Linked DNA regions of Homo sapiens: region 2 is linked to region 1. Evidence: chromatin loops called from intact Hi-C (ENCODE). Cell type or tissue: MCF 10A. All regions are shown on one strand. Each heading gives the region's core, and the rest is flanking DNA. Links, peaks and the distances in the headings are about the cores only.

Region 1 (5,392 bases), core at 89-5,088:
TCCTCCCAAATCTACTCTGTCACCCTGGAAGAGTCCTGAGTTATGCTGCATATTAATGCACTGCATCCACAAACTGACTCATTCAATAAACATGACTGACTTATTGGACATGTACTATCAGCTGGCATCACACTAGGGACAGATAGTGACTCAGCTATTCTATTGAGTGGTCCACTGGAGTCTAAGGCCATGGATTTCCAAATTCTAGACTTCGGAGTTTACCAAGGCTATTGAAATTAAAACAAAGAAATTTTTGTCTTTACACCTTATACTCAAAGGAATTCAACGGTGAACTCTATTCTTAAATTAGCATTTCCAAGTCATCTAACAAAATGCCATCAATGAACAAGTTTATGTGAAATTTAATCTTGGGCAGCAAGTAATACTTGAGAAAATATTTGTTTTTAAATTGTGTTTTATTTTCTTTTCCATTTACTTATTTTCATTGAGAGATAGTTGTCTGACCATTGCTGATTTCCTTTCTAGGAACAAGTTTTTATTATAAAACATCAAAGCATTAATCCAAATAATCCAAAGTTTATTCATTCTCTAAACAAATGAAAATCATAGGAAAGACTTATTATTCCACATGAGTTAGAACTTGGTTTAATTTGAAAATGGAAAAATTACTATCTTAGAGAGATGTAAGCTGACACACTGGAACTAATGATTCCTGTTTAAGGGTCTGTGTTGTTTTGTTTTTATTCTAATACAGCACATCCAATATTCCATTTTGGTAGAATTGTATTTCACCCTTAAGTAATAAAGTGGTCATCCAAAGGATTTTAAGCAGCCTTCCAGATTTGAAATGCTTCTAGTTTGATAAAGACAACTCAGAGAATGACTTAATGAGAAATTCAAAAGATGTGATCATAACACAATATCATGTCAAAAGAGGAAAAAAACCAGTAGGGGTATATTTGGTGTTAAAATGAAGAATACAAAAATTATGGCTCTGAACTTATAGGAAATCAATCTAATATTTTTAGCTTTTTGCCAATACCACACCTGGAACAAAATTTTCAGCCATGATGAAGTATTATTTACACCTTCATAATTTTTTGTTTCTTATGCCAGCAGCCTACAGGAAAATGCAACCCACGAGTTACAAGCAGACAATCTAGGTTTACTTTGAGAAAATTTGATGGATAAAAAATTTTTTTAATTTAATTTTTTTTTTTTTTGAGATGGAGTCTCACTCTGTCACCCAGGCTAGAGTGCAGTGGCGCGATCTCAGCTCACTGTAAGCTCCACCTCCCAGGTTCACGCCATTCTCCTGCCTCAGCCTCCCAAGTAGCTGGGACTACAGGCGCCCGCCACCACAACCGGCTAATTTTTTTTTTTTTTTTGTATTTTTAGTAGAGACGGGGTTTCACTATGTTAGCCAGGATGGTCTCAATCTCTTGACCTCGTGATCTGCCTGCCTTGGCCTCCCAGAAAATGTTAATTTTTACACTTCTTACAAACCTTACTGCCCAGGGGATGAATAAGTGAAAAGCTTTCAGTCAGTTGCCAAAGCATGCATGTATATATATTTTATATATATATATAAAACTACAATAATCTGACATGTTATACACTGTGGGGAAATAGGCAAAAAATTATGCATGCTAAAACAGAATCTTGTCACTATATGAAATATTAAAACTCAATGTGGTTAAACTCTATCAACCATATAGAGCTGAATGCAAGAATCATGAGATGTTAGTGGCACACATTTGTAGAGCAGCCCGCTAACTACAATTCAAATATTAGGTTTGTGGGCTATTTAGCTACATAGGAATGTTAACCTCCCACAGGAAACTCGTAATGGAAAATTCACAGCCCTTGGAGCTAAAAACCTTCACCAATACCTGAATACAAAATATTTATTAAAACAGAGCCTTACTTCTAAGAGATAATTCTGCTTGTTCAGATTATTCCCATATTTAAACTTTATTTTGGGTATCTTTTTCCAAATGTTAGGACATTTTTTAATTGTGCACTCAAAAATTTCATCGGCTTTAAATATGATTTATTCGCTATTTTTAATATTAGTCATCTAGCGCAATGCTACTCAGTCAATGATGAGCATAAACTCGCTTTTATGTTGTGTTGACAGCCTTGTTGACTACATTTATATAGCACATTTAAGATGTTTCATAAAATAAGCACTGATACTTCCTCACTAATAGACCTGATCAGTCCCATGTCCGTGTCCCACCTTCAGAATATAGTAATATTGTATATTCTTTCAAAATTAGTCATCTGATAGAAAGACATGGTTTTATAAAACCATAACAATAAGATATGTGATTACTGGCTTCAAAATGAGAAAACTAAAAAATATGTCTAGAATCCAATTCTTAAAGCTTGTAAGCCGCAAATTGCAATTTTGTGCATAGTATTAAGAGAAGGAAAAAAAAAATATAAATCCACATTTTTTTATCTTATTTCAGTCCTGGAATAGACTAGCTCTTCCTAGAAATGAAATCTGCTCAGAAGTATGATCAAAGGTCACTGTACTCTTTGGACCCTGTTCTATATTGATGCCTTCAGTGAGATCCTTGGCCATGACCAAAATGGCCCTGGCAATTTTCTTACCAAAGTCATCCTTTTCTACCTCATAATGGTTGCAATTTGTACATGTTTGGAAAGTGAACAGAACGCATGAAATACGAATTGAAATCATGATTGACCCTCTAATTCTAGTTGAGTAAAATACCTTGTGAAAATTAGGTAAATAATTCTACCAAAAATGTGGTTTCATTTCGTTATGTCAGGAACTAAAAAGCCAAAGTAGAATGAAAAACAGAATTCAGGCTTCCAACTTTGGGGTTCAACACTGCTATGAATTTCAGAACTGTAAGCCAACACTCTGTCTGACATTTATTACTGGACCAAAGGACAGATATTCCTGCTTGTCTATTTCACTTTTTCTAGGCTCCTTTCTAACTATTCCACCCTAATGCGTCTTAAAAGCATGTATTGTTTTGTACACCCAAGATGACGTCTGAACTGCTTTTCCTTAAGCAGTATTGACATCCAGTGGAGACTCAGATAATTACAGGTGTGTTAAAATCCCTAAGGAATATAGCTCAGAATGGATGCCTGGTTTAAGGTAGTTATCACAATTCAGTAACAAAGATAATTTTTCCCATGCACACAATTGAAACAGAATGAAACAAACAATACTTGAACAGTAGCAAACATAAAGGAGAAAATGTTTCTGACCTGAGGTTGGGAAGCATCAACCTGAGGTTGGGATGCTTAGATATAGCATCAAATTGAACATCAAAATTAAAACTTTTTCTCTACCCAAGACACAGTCAAGAGAATAAAATGATAAACTGTAGGTTGGGGAATATATTTGCAAATCATGTGTATGACAAAAGACTCATTTCCAAAATACATAAAGAACTCTCAAAACTCAATAGTGGACATCTGCTTCAACCCAAATAAATTAACAGGGTCTGAATTTACCTTCTCGAGGAAAACAACCAAAATAATGCAGGTGAAATATATGAAACAATAGTTTTTGAGATACTGGAATTAGATGATAAGGACAGTGATCATTGAGGGAGGGGAAACGGTGATTATCACCTCACTGCCTTGAGAGGGTTTACAGCATGCAGTACAAGGAGGGAGAACACAGAAAGCTCAGAGAGCTCCCTGTGCTGAGGGAAAGGAGCTGAGAATCTGGGGAGGTGAAAGAGGCTACATTTCAGAAGTTACGGTTAAGAAGAGAGTCTGTCTTATTCTTATTCTTCATTGTATGCCAGCCACACACAGAAGGACTGGCACATACTACATTCTTGAAAGCTATTGGATGGATGGACAGACAGATGGCTGGATCAATAGATGAGTGCTAGGGAAAATGGTCCCCAAGTGGGAGCAAGTTCTGAAAGAAAGATTTGTGAATGAAATAAGGGAAGTATTCCTCCATTCTTAGAAAGATTAGTTGGTGTATACTAACTACAAAACTTCTAATCTAACTTCTCGTTGGCCTATGACTTGTTTTTGTGTGTATTCAGTGGCTATCTATCATACATTGTGTACCAACTCTGTTGATGTAATTTTAAATTTCAGTGTAAAATAGAACTTAAATGGGGCACTGTGGAATGAAAATCAGGCTCCGACTTTGGAAGACTTTTTTCTGAAGTCCAAGAGGTGCTGATTTAATGTTCTGTATTTCTTATAAGTCCCTGAGGTTGTCTCCTGTGCTGATTGAGGGTGGGGCTAGACAGCAATTTTTTTGGCCCAGTTAAGCATATTCTGTTGAAAGCTTTCTTGACTCTTGTCTTAATACTTCTTCCCTAACATATTAGCTTTTCTAAAGTTCCCTGAAAAATATGTTTCATTTAAATGTCCAGTCTTTAAATGGCACCAGCGCTAGAAATTTAATATCAAAGTTTACCAGTTATATCTTTAAAAGATTATTGTTTTATGCCTTTGGAAAGTCCAAAGTGATCTAATAGTTTTATTCTACTTCCTTCTGCTTCCATAAGTTGCTTGGGCAACTGATACTTTTGTTAGCCATCTTCTGCAAACAGTCTAGATCTGTGAAAGCTAGATGTCTCAAATTAATATTCTAGTCTGTTCTAGGAGTGGTTGTAGGGGAAGTATATTTGTAGCATATTATACACAGCAATAGGAATTTATGTTTTCTGTTCACATTTCTTCTGTGACTTACAAAGAAATACACCATTGAGTAAAATTTGAGAATTGACAGAAAATGGTGGAGTGAATCAAAACTCCTAAGAATTCTTTTCCTCTTTTTATTAAAACACCTGTAGAATCATCCAAAGGAAGGAAACAATTTAGCAATTTCCAAAATAAATGTAAGTAGGCACATTCCTGTCTGTGTTCAGTAGTATTGAGGCAACCCTGATAGCCAACCTGAGCTATAGACATTGTCTCAAGAAGGACTTCTGACAGAAACCACACGGCCCTGTCCCAGGCCCTCCAGCATAAACTTCAGCAACAGGCAGGATTTCTTGTTTAACCCAGTTTCTCCTCTTGTCTAAATTGCCCAGTACATTTAGTAATTTCCTATAGTGTCTCAGATTCAAGACTCAACCCCGTTTTTTCCATTCCAAAGCCACTTATTTTGTTTTCTGTCTCAGTGTTTTATACCAGGTCTCTGCCTCCCTGTCTTTACACTGCTATTTCGTTTGCATTTTGTCCTTGGATCTTGACTCAGTTTTCATCACTCAATGCTAACTTCCTATCTTACTTTTTATCCCACTTTTAAACCCACAGGTCAATCAAGTCAATCTAGACTCACCTGTATGCTGTTCCTGGAACCTCAGCCCCTAGTATCCCAGACACATGAAATTATGAGTAATGCAACCACATTGAGAAAATAGCCCAAAACAAAAGAAAAAGAAAAGTGCAGAAAATAAACCCTGAA
Region 2 (5,392 bases), core at 183-5,182, 160 kb before region 1:
TCTTCAGACCTAGCTATAAGGAAGATGCTGTCCCTACATTGCTTTGCACACAATACAACCTCAGTACATCTTTTGTTGAATACATGAATGAGTTAATAAATTGCTAACTCTTCTGAGTGTTTCTCCTGTTTTTTTTTCCTCATTCTCTTCCCTTTTACTTCAGTCTCATATACTATGATTTCATAAATAAGCCAACATTTGTTGGGTATTCATTATATTTAGGTATTGTTCTAAATATGTTATACATAAGTCATTTGATTTAATTCTCATGATAACCCTATGAGGTAAACTTAAAAAAATACTTATTTTTTAAAAAAGAAAACTAACGTTAGGTAATTTGCCCAAAGTGACAGGGCTAGTAAGAGTCAAAGCCAGAATTTGGACCCAGTTAGTTTCTGATTTCAGAGATAGGTCTCTTAAATATTGCATTTATCCTGACTCTAATAATGACCCTCTGGTAAAATACCCAGACACACAGACAAAAATAAGTGAGAATGAGAATCCATATTCCAATGTCTTCACAGAAGATGATGGAATATTCTAAAAGACAAACCAAGAGATGGGAAAAGTGTCCAAAGTCCTATATGGAAAAATCAGAAAAACGTTTTGGGTAGAGGTTAAGAGCACAGCCTAGGGAAGGAGTCTGGGTTCATATCCTGACCCCATTACTTACTAGATATGGCACTTTCTTACTAGATATGGCAACCTCTTTCACTGCCTATCTCTCCTTGTTTCTGCAATCTGAAAACAGAGAGAATAAGAGAATCCACTCTGTAGGTGTTTTGTGAAGGTTAAAGAAGTTAACATGTATAAGGCATTTATGAAAATGAATGGCACACAATACTTGCTAGTATTTCTATCATCACAGTTCATCATATTGAAGACATACTCCATTATAAAATGATCTATTTTCTATATGACTCTAATAAAAAATGCCTATTGTAAATGCAAGAAGCCATTGATGTTTAGATGTATCCTGATGTCAGAGATATTGAAATGTGAAAAGAAGTACACGCTGGAATTATGTGCAGAATAGACAAGAAAGAAAAAGCCAGCTGGCAGAATTAAATGTTTTCATACATTAACAATTTCATTTTTTTCAATTCTCTTTTTTACTTTCTTTTCATTATTTTTTCAAATATTTTGTATCTAATCATGAGGTTTCAGTACCATGGTTCTGGGAAAACTACTCATGTTTAGGCTTTAAAGTTAGCTGTGGTACTAAATCCTTCGATGAAAGACAGAATGCCCTGGAAGGAAGGCAGACAGTGTATGAGTGCATGAGTGGGTGAAGGGAAGGGAGCTGAAGGGTGTGCAGGAAATGAAATTTACCTGATGAGACCAGATGCTTTAAAAATTTTTTTCAAGTCAAAATCCAAAGTCACTTGGCAAATACGAGAACTAGGAAGATGTAAAGGGTTGGAAAAATGAATCAGGGACAAATCAATTATTCAAATTATTCATTCAACAATTGTTAAATTAAACACCAATGTCAACTCAACTGGCTTTGCATGCTATATGAAAGAAATTAAAAAATAAGAAAAGATTACAAAAGAAAAATATCTAAGAGAAAATTGACATTAAATTGCATTACAAATGGCATAGTTAACTGCAACTATGACCTAGTTTCTGCAGTGGTAGCATGCTGTTTTCCTGATTAATACTGTATTACTTCTTTTTATACCCTGATTATTATCAAAGTAATCAGCACTGAGCAAACAGCAATCGAATCCCTTCTCAGGAGAGGCTGATTCTCTACTGATGTTAAGCTAAGCCCCTTCATGGAGCTTAAATCAGCCCCTGAGGAGCCACCAGATGGATTGTGAGAATTTAGAAGAGGCAGTATTAGTGTGGAATAGTGGAATAGACAACAGAAAAGGAGTTCAAGTAATTGAGTTCAAGGATCACCTTTGTAACAAACTAGCAGTGTGACATTGTGCAAATTATTTACTTTTTTTGGACTTCTACATACTTGCTCATATTGAGGACTTTACATTTTCTCCCCCCTTCTATTCTTTAATTTTCTGATATTGCGTTTAACATGATGAGACAGGCAGGAAAGGAGCTGCTGTCAGACACTGGGCTTGGTGTGCATGCCTTATGATTTACGGGCAGGATCTTGGGGCTTTCAAAAGAAGTTCTGTCCTCATGGGAGATTACCGTGGCAAATTTCTATCTTATGTTCCTTACAATAATCATGACTACCGTTCACGGGCCAGGGGCCGCCACACTTTATCTCATTTATTCCTCACTACAATCCTCTGAGGCAAGTGTTAGGACTTTTATTTTATGGAGGAGAAACAGGAACACAAAAGAGATTATCATTATAATAATGAGGAGAATAATTATTTGTGTTTACTCTGTGCAATTACTGTGCTAAGGGCTTCTCATATATTAATTCTCTCCATCCTTACATCCACATTTTAAGAAAGGTTCTGCTATAATTACCAGCCTTACGGCATCTAATAATTAAATAATCTGTTCATGTCATCACATGGCTGGTAGTGGGAAAACAGGATTCAAATGTAAACAGCTAGATTGCAGAATCCAGTACTTGACCATTACACATTCTGCATTAAAACTACATAAGGTCGCACAACTAATATGAAGAAAAATAGAAATCCAAATTTGACTCCAAAGCATGGACATTTGCTTAATGGACATTGCTTAATGGTTATTAAGCAATACTGCCTTTGGCCCTTGCCCAACCATATGTTGTCTTCCTTTGGATTTTCTGTGGTTTCTGGCCTTTCCACTCAATATTGCTCAATCTTGGTCTCGGACTTGATATGTAACATTGGCCTGACCGCAAATATGCTTTTGCTTCTTGTACCAAGCCCTGGGGTCCTATTGTGCCTATCCCAGGACATGGACCCATCTCTGGTCACTACTTCTTACTTGGCTCTGGCAGCTCTAGGGCCCCAAGCTTTGCTATAGGACCCAAGTCAGCCAGCCATGTCCCCGCTCCGCCTCCCGCAAAATGAAAAACACTGGTCACATATGTTTGTGAAAAAACTTACTATAGATCAATAAGTGGGAAAGATAAGGAGATTAAATGCCAAGTGGCGAGTTGTTTCTACCTTACTCTTACTGTACATCAAAAAGTGGGACATACAGAAAAGGTCGTAGATGTGTGTTTGTGACTCAACAACAAATCTCTGAGAATCAAGTAGCTACAATATCATCATTATTATCATTATTACCAGATTTAGAATAGTGTTCTATCAAACCTTAACACTTACAAACATCCAAATCATGTCCCTTCTTTCCCATTCTAAAATTGCATGCCAGCAAGGAATAACCTAATTATTTCAAAGGCATATATTGAAGAAAGGATAACTTTCTCTCCCCTTTTCTTTCCATGACCACCAACAGTCCCCTAGTTTGAATGCTAAGAGTTTTTTGGGAATCACATTCAACTTCTGTGTGTCACTGAGCAATATTAAGGGCTGGCAAAGAAGAGCAAAATTTCTAAGAAGGAAAACGCAGAGCAAAGCCAGCTGTTCCTGCCAATGTACTAATTTACATTTTTGCAAAATCAAAGCACCACAACGAGACACACTGCATTCAGTCGACTTCATGAGGTCACTCTATGCCATGTGCCCTTTTCAACTTTGTGACTGAAGCAGTAGGCACATCTTCATAAGGCTCTCAGAGTCTTCTGTGTCCAAAGAGGTGTATGCTTAGTGTTGCACATGCAAACATGGCATTCTCAGTTCATTTACTCCAAGGCTCCTTAGCTCTCTTTTCATTTAGAAAAACTATTCTTTGACCTCCTCTGATGCTAATGATCTATTTTCTGTTTCCTTTCATGGATCACACAAAAGTTGAAATTGCATCCAGGCACCAGAGGGTAGAGGCTGGCTCTGGATCTAGACAGCCTGGGTCTGAATCTAGCTCTGCCATCCACAAACTGTGTGACTGGGCAATGTCCTTAATTCTCAGTCCTTTGATTTCCTCATTTGGGAACAATGAAATAGTACTTACTAGGAAGAGTTGTTTACCTGTTAAGCGTTTGTTGTGAGGGTTAAATGTACTAACATTTGTAAAATGTTGAAGACAGTGCTTGGTACATAGAAGATGCTTGATAAATATTAGCTGCTATTTTTACCCAATGTGGTATATTAATATCGGCAGGCAGGGGTTGCAAACTCAAATATCTTCTAGGGTCAGAAATGTAAACAAATGACATAATAGGGTCCACAGCAATTTGAAGAGTGCATAGTTTGCCTAAAGTCTTCCAAATTCTAAGTGCTTTTTAAAGCACTGTGAAATCCAAACCAAACACATCTGCTGCTGAATTTAGTCTGGTGCAGAGAAATGTGGGCTAGGAGAATTCTTCCATGAATGGTACAATAAATATTCTAGCTCTCTTTGCAGAATTAAGGAATTTCAGTTTATCCTTGTTTTTTAAGAAAATTACTGCGATGGATGTTTTACATCCAAGAAGACGGAACCATGCAGAATTGAAGCTTAGACATAAACCCAAAAGGAATAGTTATCATATGGGGTGAGTGAAAGGATTTGCTGGTGTCAATAACCAGAGCTGGCAGCTCCAGCCTCAGCTAGGGCAGCAGGGAAGCCTGTTAAGGAAAAGCACTTGGGAAATGAAGAACTCCCACAACATCCATGGTCTTGAGACTGACTAGGGCCAAGAGCAGCATTGTAGGAATGCAAACTGAGCTGTACTTGTCCTGTACATAGAAATACCAAGGAGGCTACAAGGATAGAAAGAAGAAATGAGTTTAGCAGCCAGAAGTCCTAAATTCCAGCTCCAGGATCACCACACAGAAACTGCCAACCTTGAGCAAGCTTCCTAGCTTCTTAGACCTATGCCATATATAAAAAGATGATCATTTTTGTTCTGACTACCTCACTGAGATACTTTGAATACTGAATAAAAATGGCATGTGAAAACTGTTCAGAAACTTTAGCATACTATGTGAAGAAAAGTTATTCGTTTTTAAGGCTTTTAGGCCAAATTGCATTTAAACAACAAAGCACTGCTTGAAAACCTGCATATAACAACAATGTTTTGCAACATCCCCATGCCCTATTTACACTGGGAATTTGCGATACAATTGAAGCTATTATAGGTAGTTGGAGACAATCTTCTGAAGTTGCTCCTAATGGAATGAAATCTGTGCACTTTAGTAAATAGAAGAAAATTGTCACCCAAAACCCACAGCATTTTTTTACTCCACAATATTTTTTTCCTCCTATATCTCTTCAAGGACTGTTTTAGAATAACTTAGAAGATATACTAACTTTAAATTAAAAAAAAATCTTCAGGACTCAATTCACTCACTCACTCTCACTCATGTATTCATTCAGATACAAATATTATCAGGCACTTAAATGCCATCCACTACACCAAGCTCTGGAAATATAC

The links. Peaks named below come from ENCODE experiments on the same cell type or tissue, not always from the same donor. Only the 100,000 strongest peaks of a DNase experiment are listed, where the experiment ranks them.
Region 2: it touches region 1 in a loop (9-fold over the local background); 10 of 110 quality-filtered maps call a loop at or near these places.

The regions. Positions count from the first base shown.
Region 1 is chr12:71,011,366-71,016,757 of GRCh38, forward strand. No RefSeq gene overlaps it. Among named protein-coding and RNA genes, the nearest start is that of PTPRR, 93 kb to the left of the region's middle. In MCF 10A, for the core only: a CTCF peak has its summit at 3,034; a DNase peak (open chromatin) is centred at 3,006.
Region 2 is chr12:70,850,809-70,856,200 of GRCh38, forward strand. All of the region lies in intron 2 of PTPRR (protein tyrosine phosphatase receptor type R), which reads right to left. Among named protein-coding and RNA genes, the nearest start is that of PTPRR, 67 kb to the right of the region's middle. In MCF 10A, for the core only: no CTCF peak of the experiment used is centred there; a DNase peak (open chromatin) is centred at 2,733.